Linked DNA regions of Homo sapiens: region 2 is linked to region 1. A link is a contact called in ENCODE Hi-C or POLR2A ChIA-PET data. All regions are on one chromosome and are shown on one strand. The core of a region is the stretch at or near the end of the contact, and the rest is flanking DNA. Distances in the headings are between cores, read along the strand shown.

Region 1 (4,910 bases), core at 1,731-4,230:
GCTATATACACAGTAGGGTTGAATAAACTACACACATGTAACAATGGTTATATCTGATAGTGTCTTCTAAATACGAACATTCTGGTCTAGAACCCTTCATTCCTTCCAACTCCTCTCCACCACCAACCTGATGGATATAGGCACGTGTCACTTAGAGCTGATGTTATCTCACTTCCAAAAGTCCTTTTCAGAAGACAGCCTTTCTACAAATTTTAACAAAGTGTACAAAATGTGTTAGTTTACTAACTCTACTTCTGTCATACATTGGCAACCTCTTTAATATCTAGAGACTAGATATTATAAAATCGGGACTAATTTGTCCGTTATATATACAATATATACAGTATAGCAAAGTTAAATGAAATGCATGTAACATATACACAATGGATTAAGCTGAAATTTTCTAATAAACAATGGCAAAACACCATTTGCAATTTCTTCCCTCCCACCTCCCAGGTGGTTCAACAATTCCACTTCCAAACAGCATTTCCCATCAGTTTTTAAAAGCTATTTACAAAGTGTTATTCTACTACCACTTTTAAATACATCAAGCACTTCCAAATATCTAGAAAGACTAGATATTTCATATAACTTGTCCACCACATACACAGCACTGTTAAATAAAATTGCACACACATAACAATGGTTATCATCTGAGGTATCTTCTAAATGTGGCCATTTTGGCCTTGAATCATTCCCTCCTCCCTTCCTTCTCTGCCTTCAATCCAGTGGACAAGTACAGGCACGTGTAATGCTTAGAGATGGTCAAACAAATTCCTATGCAAAAGTCTTTACAGAAGACAAGTTTTCCTACGAATTTCAACACAAAGTGTACAAAATATGCTAATTTTACTCCTTTGTCATACACTGGCAACCTCTTTAACATCTAGAGACTAGATGTTGAAAAATTAGGACTATTTGTCCATTATATATACTATATACAGAGCAAAACAAAATGCACAAAACATATAGAAAAATGGTGTCTGAAAATGTCCAAGTATGAACACACTAGTAATATTACCTTTTGCAATTTCTTCCCTCCTACCTCCTCTAAACTATTGAACAAGTATAGACATTACTATACTGTTCACAAAGGTGGCTTCACAATTCAATTTCCAAAAGCATTTCCTATGAATTTTAGCAAAAAGATATTTACAAAGTGGTATTTTACTACCTATACATTTAACATACATCGGGCACTTCTAAACATCTAGATAGACTAGATGTTTCAAGTAAGGAGTTAATTTGTCTACTATGTATACAGCAGTCTTGAATAAACTGCAAACATGTAACAACAGTTATAATTTGAAAGAGTCTTCCAAATGTGAACATTCTGGCCTAGAACCCTTCCCATCTCCATCAACCCAGAAGACATCAAATTTTCAGAAGACAATCTTTCCTAGGACTTGTAAAACAAAATGTACAAAATATATTAGTTTACTAACTCTACTTTTGTCATACACTGGCAACCTCTTTAACATCCAGAAAGACTAGATGTTGTCAATTAGGACTCGTCTGTCCTTTATGTACACTATATACACAGATAAGTAAAACAAAATGCACAGACATAATGATTCATCTTGCCTCGCTGTAAACAGGATGGCATAGAGCTCTCTGCACCTCCCCCTCCTCTCTCCTCCCCTGAACCACTGCACAAACACAATGAGTATTACTCAACAGGTGATTTGGCCATTCCCCCCCAAAAATATTTCCTATGAATTGTAACAAAAAGGTATTTACAAAATGTGATTTTGCTACCTCTAATTTTAACATATCAGGCACTTCAGAACATCTAAAAAGAAGAGACATTTCAAAAAAGCTTAGCATTGTCAACTATATACACAGTAGTGAGGAATAAAATGCACACAAAACAATGGATAGAATATGAAAATGTCTTCTAAATATGACCAGTCTAGCATAGAACCTTCTTCTCTTCCTTCTCAGGTCTTCCAGCTCCATGTCATCTAACCCACTTAACAAACGTGGACGTATCGCTTCCAGAGGCCGTCTTAACAACTCCATTTCCAAAAGTCATCTCCAGAAGACATGTATTTTCTATGATTTCTTTTAAACAAATGAGAATTTACAAGATGTGTAACTTTCTAACTCTATTTTATCATACGTCGGCAACCTCTTTCCATCTAGAAGGGCTAGATGTGACAAATGTTTTCTATTAAAAGGTTGGGGTGGAGTTGAGAGCAGCTTTTTCATATTATATACACAGGCCTTCCATAAACGGCCAGTAAATCTTCCCAGAGGGTGGTGGGCATTTCCAACGGGCCAAACGTGGCCTGTCATTCTACCATTTCTCTCTTCCGACAGCAAAGTCTGGTAGAATGAAGACCAACCGCCCGATGGCCGCTAACCGTTCCACCCGTCGTCGTTCGGGACTTCGCTCACCTTCCAGGCCCCTTAAGGCCTTTGTCCGTTGTCGTCAGGACTAGGTAGGTCTCGCCCAATGGCGACAGAGTGGTCACCCGGGAACCGGATCTGCGCGGCTCCGTGGCCTAAAGAGGCGGCCGAGCCTGCTTGCGTCCCTAGGCCGCCTTCCCGGGCCGTCCACGCCTTAATGGCCTCCGCCGCGCGGCGTTCGAGCTGCCGCCATACTTCCCGGCCCACCACGCCCAGCGCCGCCCAAAGGCGCTGCGTCCCGGCGGCTCTGCGGGGGTTTCGTCGAGGCTTGGGTCGGGAGACCCGGGTGCCGGCGGGGTCCGGGCTGGGAGACGCCACGGCCGCCATTAGTCACCGAGGTGGGGTGGGAAAGAGAGGTTCGCTGCGGCTTCAAGGTCTGGGCACAGCCAGTGGGCGGGCACAGCCAGTGGGCAGCCACAGCAGAGGCCTCCGTTATCTGCAGGGCAGAGGGCTCGGCCTGTCCCGGGGCCCCCCAGTTCACCCGCCGGCCCGGGGCCGGAGGGCCTGGAGGGCCCTGGAGGAGCGGGCTGCGTTCTGCGTCTCTCCGCGATCTCTGCCGGACCGGAACTGACTTGGCAGTTCTCTGCGCTGGCAAGAGAGGAGCGGTACCGGAAGTGCCCTTGCGCTGGGGGCCCGCGAGCCGTGGTTCCGGGTCTGCAATGTTCCGGCGTGGGGGTGGGGAATGGGGAATGGGGTGTGGTCACGTGGGGTTAGGGCCCCCTCCACCCCGCTTGCTCTTCGCAACGGAAATTGCTACTGGCCTCAGAATTCCCTGAGCAAACGTTGCTTCTCTATCTCCTTACTCCTCCGGTGCTGGATAAGAAGACTCCAATATTTCATTTATTGACTCATTTACCACCTGTTTACCGAGCACCTATGTGCCTCTAAGCACGGGGGAGTGCAGCAGTAAAGAAAAAAACACAGGAAAATTTCTGCTCTCCTAAAATTTACATTCTAGTAAGGGAAACAACAATAAACAAGATCCTTAAAATGCATAAAAGGGTAGATAGCGAAAGTGCTTTGGAAACATAAAAAGGAAAGAGGAATATGAAGTGCAGGTGCGGAATGCTTTATAGTACGGCCAGGTGACTCTGGAGCAGAGACCCGAAGGAGGCGAGGGGATGAGCCATGCTTGGAGATGTCTGTAGGGGAACAGCTTATGCACAGGCCACAAAGCCGAAGCATGTGGGCCAGGCCTGTTCCAGGAACAGCAAAGAGGCTGGGGAAGAGAGGAGAGAAATGGGACCATGGGAGGGAGTTGAACTGCAGTGCGGGAGAGCTGAAGTGGAGGCAGGGGCAGAAGCAGGGAGACCTGATAACTGACTGTTGCAATCAAGCAGGTGAGCTATGATAGGGACTTATGCCAGGGCGACGACAGCAAAGGGGGCAAAAAGTGGTTGAATTCAGGGGTTGACATAAGCTCAAGTCTATAAGATTTGCTGACGGACCAGATGTGAAGTGGGAGAGCGAGAACTGAAAGATGACTCCACACTTTTTGGCCTGAGCAAATGAAAAGGCAGCCGCCTTAAGTGAGATGGAAGAAACCATGGGAGGAGCAAGCTTTGGGGAGAACACCAGGAGCTGAGTTTTAGGCATGTTAAGTTTGAGATGTCTGTTTGACATTCAAGTGGAAATGTCAAGCAGACAGATGGATTTATGAGTCTGGCATTCAGGGAAAGGTTTGAACTGGAGATGAATCTTTGGGAGTCGTCAGCATATAGATGTCTTTAAAACCTTGAGGCTGCATGAGAGAACCAAGAGAGGGACAAGGTCTGAGGTCTGATCCCTGGGTAACGTTTACAGGTCAGGGAATGAGAAGGAACCAGCAAAGGAGACTGAGAAGCGACCAGGGTGGTAGGAGAACAACCAGGAGAGTGTGGTGTCCTGGAAGTAAATGAGGAAAGTGTTTCAAGGGGAATTTATCAACAGTGTCAAATGCTGCTGATGTGTCAATTAAGATAAGGTTGGAAATGACACTTCCAGCTTTTAGAATTAATGCTGTGATGAACTTCCTCGTGAATTTTCACATTTTGTGTAGACTTCTGAATTCCTTTGGGTTTTTTTGTTTTTTGTTTTAGATGGAGTCTTGCGCTGTCACCTAGTCTAGAGTGCAGTGGCGCGATCTTGGCTCACTACAACCTCCACCTCCCAGGTTGAAGTGATTCTCCTACCTCAGCCTCACGAGTAGCTGGGATTATAGGCGCCCGCCACCGCGCCCAGCTAATTTTTGTATTTTTGAGTAGAGACGGGGGTTTCACCATGTTGGCCAGGCTGGTCTCGAACTTCTGACCTCGTGATCCACCTGCCTTGGCCTCCCAAAGTGCTGGGATTACAGGCGTGAGCCACCGCCCCCAGCCTCTGAGTTCCTTTGTTTGTATTTGTATTTTTATTTTTTTTTTTTGAGGCAGAGTCTTGCTCTGTTGCCCAGGCTGTAGTGAAATGGTGCGATCTTGACTCACTGCAACCTCCACCTCCTGGGTTCAAGTGATTCTCCTGCC
Region 2 (5,346 bases), core at 19-2,518, 1.1 Mb after region 1:
GGGAGGCTAAGGCCGAAGGATCCTTTGAGCCCGAGTTCCAGACCAGCCTGGGCAACAAAGCGAGACGCGGTATCTACCAAAAATAATTTTAAAGATTAGCTGGGCGTGGTGTCGCAAGGCAGCAGTCCCAGCTACTCCGGAGGCTGAGGCGGGAGGGAAGATTGCTTGAGCCCAGGATGTCGAGGCTGCAGTAAGCTGTGATCGCACCACTGCACTCCAGCCTGGGCGACAGAGCAAGATCCCGTATCAATAAAAAAGGAAAGAAAAGAAATAATGCTTGTAGAGCGTTCGGCACAGTGTCGGGTTATACTGTAAACATTCAGTAGTTGGCGCTAGTTATTAGAGCGGTGTTCCTGGATGAGCCACCTCCATGTTGAGCCTGTAAAACTGGCCTAATATGTTCTCTATGAGTCACTGCATTGCTCTGCAAATCAGATAAAACGTCACTCGTAGGTCAGTTATTAACAACCCCACTGATAATCTTTGGAAAAAACTGACATAATTTTCTTTTTCTTTTTTTTTTGGTGAGACGGAGATTTACTCGTTGCCCAGGCTGGAGTGCAATGGCGCGATCTTGGCTCACCGCATCCTCCGCCTCCCAGGTCCAAGCGATTCTCCTGCCTCAGGCTCCCGAGTAGCTGGGATTACAGGCATGTGTGACCACGCCCGGCTAATTTTGTATTTTTAGTAGAGACGGGGTTTCACCGTGTTGCCCAGGCTGATCTCGAACTCCTCACCTCAGGTAATCCGCCCGCCTCGGCCTCCCAAAGTTCTGGGATTACAGGCGTGAGCCACTGCGCCCGGCCAGAAACTGCCACAATTTTCTAAAGAGGAAAAAAAAATCCCTTCTAAGCTATCCCCTCCCGACGAGACCCTTCCTGTTCCTTTAAAATGGGCCGGGCAGCAGAAAGACGAGTGAGTGACAGCAGACAGGCCAATCAGAAGCGGCCCCGTCTCGGGCCCACCCCGAGGCCTGGCCCAACCGCGTCCCGGTAGCTCCCGGAATAGGAGCGTTGCGAGACGGTCGGTTCCAAGTGGGCCTGGGCGCGGGGGAGAGGCGGGTCTGTCCTCGGGAACTGCAAGGCCCTGTGAGCGGGAGGACTGGGATCCCGGCCGCGGCTGCTGGAAGCGTCGAAGCTCAGCGGGGCCGCGGACACTGACCTGTGCTTAGAACTCATCCTGGCCCGCAGAGCCTGCCGCGAGTCCCTGGCGTCCCCTGTGGCGGGCTCTTGGAGCCACTTTCCCGAGCGGAAGTCAGCCCGCGGCTCGGACTCCGGCGGGACCTGCTCGGAGGAATGGCGCCGCCGGGTGAGGAGTTGCGCGTGGCTTTGGGGAGAGGGCTGTCGCCCGCGGGAGGTTACTAGTCGCCGCTCGAGAGCCGGCCAGGCGGGATCCCCTTCCCCTGCGGGACAGGGGCATGGGCACAAGCTCTGGCTGGGGCGCTCTCGGATCGAGGGTCCGAAGGAGGGCTGCGAGCTGGTGGGAGTGCCCGCGACCTGGCGGGGTTGGTGCCTGGGGGAGGGGTGCAGCGCGGAGCTACGGGTCGCCCCGAGGCTCAGCCGTGGGGACCGCGGACGCGCTTAGCCTAGGTCTGGCCTCATTCATTTCACTCGCGCGGGCTTCTGGGCCAGGCGGCCTAAGGTTCTGGTCCCGGCGCTGCCCCTTACTCCGTGTGAGGTTTTGGGCAGATTGTCCTTCTTTGTGCTGTAGTTTCCCATTCAGTGAAAGGGGCAAAGAAAACCCTCACTTCTCTCTGGGAGCCTGGAGCATAAGTTCTCAAGTGACACTCTAGGTGCAAACTTGCAGTCGGCCACGTATTCATTGTGTAACCCAAAGCAGGTTACTTAACCCCTCTACACCTCAGTTTCTCATCTGTAAAATAAGTTAGTCAAATTAGTCACGTTATCTGCCTCGTTGAGTTGCTTTATTAAGTGAAATAATCTTCGTGCTTAGTTTAGAACAGTGCATGGCCCTAGGTAAGAACTAAGTTAACTGCATTGGAAGTTACTGAGTAGACGCTGTGCAGGGTGGAATTTCATGTAGCCTCATCGTAACTTTGGAAGCATGTACTCTTGTTACTACCATTTGACAGATGAGAAGTTGGAATCCCACGGAAGGGAACTTACTTGCCCAGGGTGACACATGAATGAGTCAGTGGCTCACCGTTTCATTATTTGAGAAGTTCAGGATAGTAAAGTGGTTAAAAGCAGACTTTGGATTCAAATTGCCTGAAGTTTGATTTTCAGTGATGTGTCCTAGGGCAGGTAACTACTTCTGAGCCTTACTTTCCTGGTCTGTGAAATGCAGAAAATAGCCACCTTGCTTAGATGTTGTGAGGATTTAATGATTTGGTGTGTGCAAAGCACAGCATAGCGTGGGCATACCTAACATATTAAGTGCTCAACTTTTAGTCAGAAAAGTTACTGCTCTCGTTAACATGGAGTGAGAAGATTAGGATTCTGACACAGGTGCTGTTTTAGGGGAATTTACGGTCTAGGTGGGAAAATGCTAGTCGCAGCCATTCACTAGATCTTCATATATTGGGTACCCGCCTGTGCACAAGGCATTGGGGATTCAGCATTAGTATCTTGACTCCGCTCTCTCTTAGGTCTTTCTGTCCATTAGCAGTTTCTGATAGGCTTTGACTTTGAATTCTAGCCAGACTAACTCTCATCACTTCTCATCATGTTCACTGCTGTTGCCCTGGTTTGGGCCACCATCATCTTCTGGCTTGGATTATGGCGGTAGTCTCCCAACTGGTGTCCCCTGCTCTGTCCTTGCACCTGCATGGTCTGTTCTCCACACAGTATTGTTTATTCTCAACACAGTAATACCATTAGAGTGTAAGTCAAATCACTCCTCTGCTTAGAACTTTCCAGTGGTCTCCAGCCGGGTGCGGTAGCTCACGCCTGTAATCCCAGCACTTTGGGAGGCTGAGGCGGGCGGATCACGAGGTCAAGAGATCAAGACCATCCTGGCCAACATGGTGAAACCCCGTCTCTACTAAAAAGACAAAAATTAGCTGGGCATGGTGGCACGTGCCTGTAGTCCTAGCTACTTGGGAGGCTGAGGCAGGAGAATCGCTTGAACCCGGGAGGCGGAGGCTGCAGTGAGCCGAGATCGCGCCACTGCACTCCAGCCTGGCAACAGAGCGAGACTCTGTCTAAAAAAAAAAAAAAGAACTTTCCAGTGGCTTCCACTACGGTGGTATACAAGGCCCTCTGGATTTGTCCTCTGCTACCTCTGTTACCTCATCTACTTCTTACCCTTTGCTTATTCCACTCAAGCTGTACTGTCCTTGCTGATCTCAAAAAACACTGTATGTGTACATACTCCTGATTCAGAATGTTTGCATTTGGTTTTTCTTTTCTTTTTTTTTTTTTTTTTTGAGACAGAGCCCCAGGCTGGAGTGCAGTGGCACGATCTCAGCTCACTGCCCACTCTGCTTCCCAGATCAAGTGATTCTCGTGCTTCAGCCTCCCTAGTAGCTGGGATTACAGGCCAAGTCACCATGTGCGGCTCATGTTTTGTATTTTTAGTAGACATGGGGTTTCACCATGTTGGCCAGGTTTGTCTTGAACTCCCGACCTCAGGTGATCCCCCTGCCTTGGCCTCCCAAAGTGCTGGGGTTAGAGGTGTGAGCCACTGCGCCTGGCCATATTGGGTTTTTCTTCTTAGCATAGTTTCCCACCAGATATCTTTATGACTTGCTTCTTCTTCAGATCTGTACTCAATATGTTTATTTCTTAGTCCTTCATAGACTACCGTATTTAAAATGCAGCCCTTCCCAAATATCTCTTCTGTACTTTATTTTTTTCCATAGCACTTACTTTGTAATGTGATAAATAATGTTATTTCATGTGATGTCTTTTGTCACTAGAATAGAAGCTCTTTGAGGGTGGGAGTTTTGTTTCTTTTGTTTCCTGCTGTATTTTTAACACCTAAAGTAGTGTGTGGCACATAGTAGCTCAGTATACATTTGATGAATACACCACGTGATAGATTTTTTCTTTTTTTAATTTAATTTTATTTATTTATTTTTATTTTTTTGAGATGGAGTCTCACTCTGTCACCCAGGCTGGAGTGCAGTGGTGCGATCTCGGCTCACTGCAACTTCCGCCTCCTGGGTTTAAGTGATTCTCCTGCCTCAGCCTCCCAAGTAGTTTGGATTACAGGCACCCACCATCACACCTGGCTAATTTTTGTCTTTTTAGTAGAGACAGGGTTTCACCATGTTGGCCAGGCTGGTCTTGAACTCCTGACTTCAAGTGATCCGCCCACCTCGGCCTCCCAAAGTGCTGGGATTACAGGCGTGAGCTACTGTGCCCAGCTGTCTTTTATTTTTTTGAGACAGGGTCTCTCTTTCTCACCCAGGGTGGAGTGCCATGGTGTGATCTCAGCTCACTGCAGTCTCAACCTCCTGGGCTCAAGTGATCCTCCTACCTCCGCCTCCCGAGTAGCTGGGACTACAGGCACACGCCACCATGCCTGGCTAATTTTTGTATTTTCTTTTTTGTAGAGAAAGGGTTTCGCCATGTCGCCTGGTCTAGTCTTGAACTCCTGGGCTCAAGCATCCGCCTGCCTCAGCCTCCCCAAGTGTTGGGATTACAGAAGTGAGCCAGTGCCGCTGGCCAATAGTGCCTTTTTTCAAGGATTCTAGTTCAAGCTTAATTTAACACTAAAGGCAAAGGATTTAGGGCCACTCATGTTAGCCTAGTGATTATTTGTTACTGCTGTTACTTGGGTGCCAGACAATGCACTTTATCAAGAAGCAGCCCATTCAAAAGTGTTTTTTGTTTTGTTTTTTTAAATAAATGAAGTAGAAATGTACCACTCCTGCAGCTTCCTGTCCCCTGGGGCATCATAGATGGGGATTAATTTTTCTTTTCATTTATTCAGCAAATATTTATTCAGTAACTATGTGCCAGGCAGTGTGCAAGACTTGGAAATACTGGGATGAACAAAAGAAGCAGTCTTTATCCTCATGGAACTTACAGTTTAGCAGAGAAATCAGACATTACGCTGTTAAAGTTGTAGAAAATCCCACAGAGAAGTACAGATTGCTATGAGTGGATATAAGCACAACAATAATAATAGTAGTAGAAGTAGTAGCTAACATTGATATAGCATTTGTTATGTGCCAGTCATTATTCTAAGATTTTTTTTTTTTTGAGACGGAGTTTTGCTCTTGTCACTCAGGTTGGCAACAATGGCGCATTCTCAGCTCTCTGCAACCTCTTGTCTCCCAGGTTCAAGCGATTCTCCTGCCTCAGCCTCCCAAGTAGCTGGGATTACAGGCACCTGCCACCACACCCAGCTAATTTTTTTGTATTTTTAGTAGAGGCG

What was found. A loop is a pair of places that touch in the nucleus more often than their neighbours do. ChIA-PET counts read pairs that join two places held with the same protein, here RNA polymerase II (POLR2A). Pooled maps may share reads with other maps.
Region 2: a loop to region 1 is called in a map of naive thymus-derived CD4-positive, alpha-beta T cell, with 11 times the contacts of the local background. The contact joins the promoter of RPN2 here to the promoter of NORAD in region 1. A Hi-C loop is called at or near these places in 1 of 168 maps with a recorded cell type or tissue (naive thymus-derived CD4-positive, alpha-beta T cell), 1 of 37 single-sample maps with no recorded cell type and 9 of 50 pooled maps. POLR2A ChIA-PET finds 5 or more read pairs at or near these places in 1 of 52 experiments (activated B cell).

The regions. Positions count from the first base shown.
Region 1 is chr20:36,047,980-36,052,889 of GRCh38, forward strand. NORAD (non-coding RNA activated by DNA damage) reads right to left here and starts at 2,981. Exons shown (of 1, transcript NR_027451.1): 1 at 1-2,981. RefSeq lists enhancers at 1,978-3,177, 2,658-3,229 and a silencer at 2,717-2,926.
Region 2 is chr20:37,178,062-37,183,407 of GRCh38, forward strand. RPN2 (ribophorin II) reads left to right here and starts at 1,269. Exons shown (of 17, transcript NM_002951.5): 1 at 1,269-1,308. The coding sequence starts at 1,296. MROH8 (maestro heat like repeat family member 8) reads right to left here and starts at 1,487. Exons shown (of 25, transcript NM_152503.8): 1 at 1,328-1,487; 2 at 1,162-1,326. The coding sequence starts at 1,419. RefSeq lists enhancers at 827-1,386, 895-974, 1,325-1,374, 1,387-1,944 and a silencer at 1,495-1,544.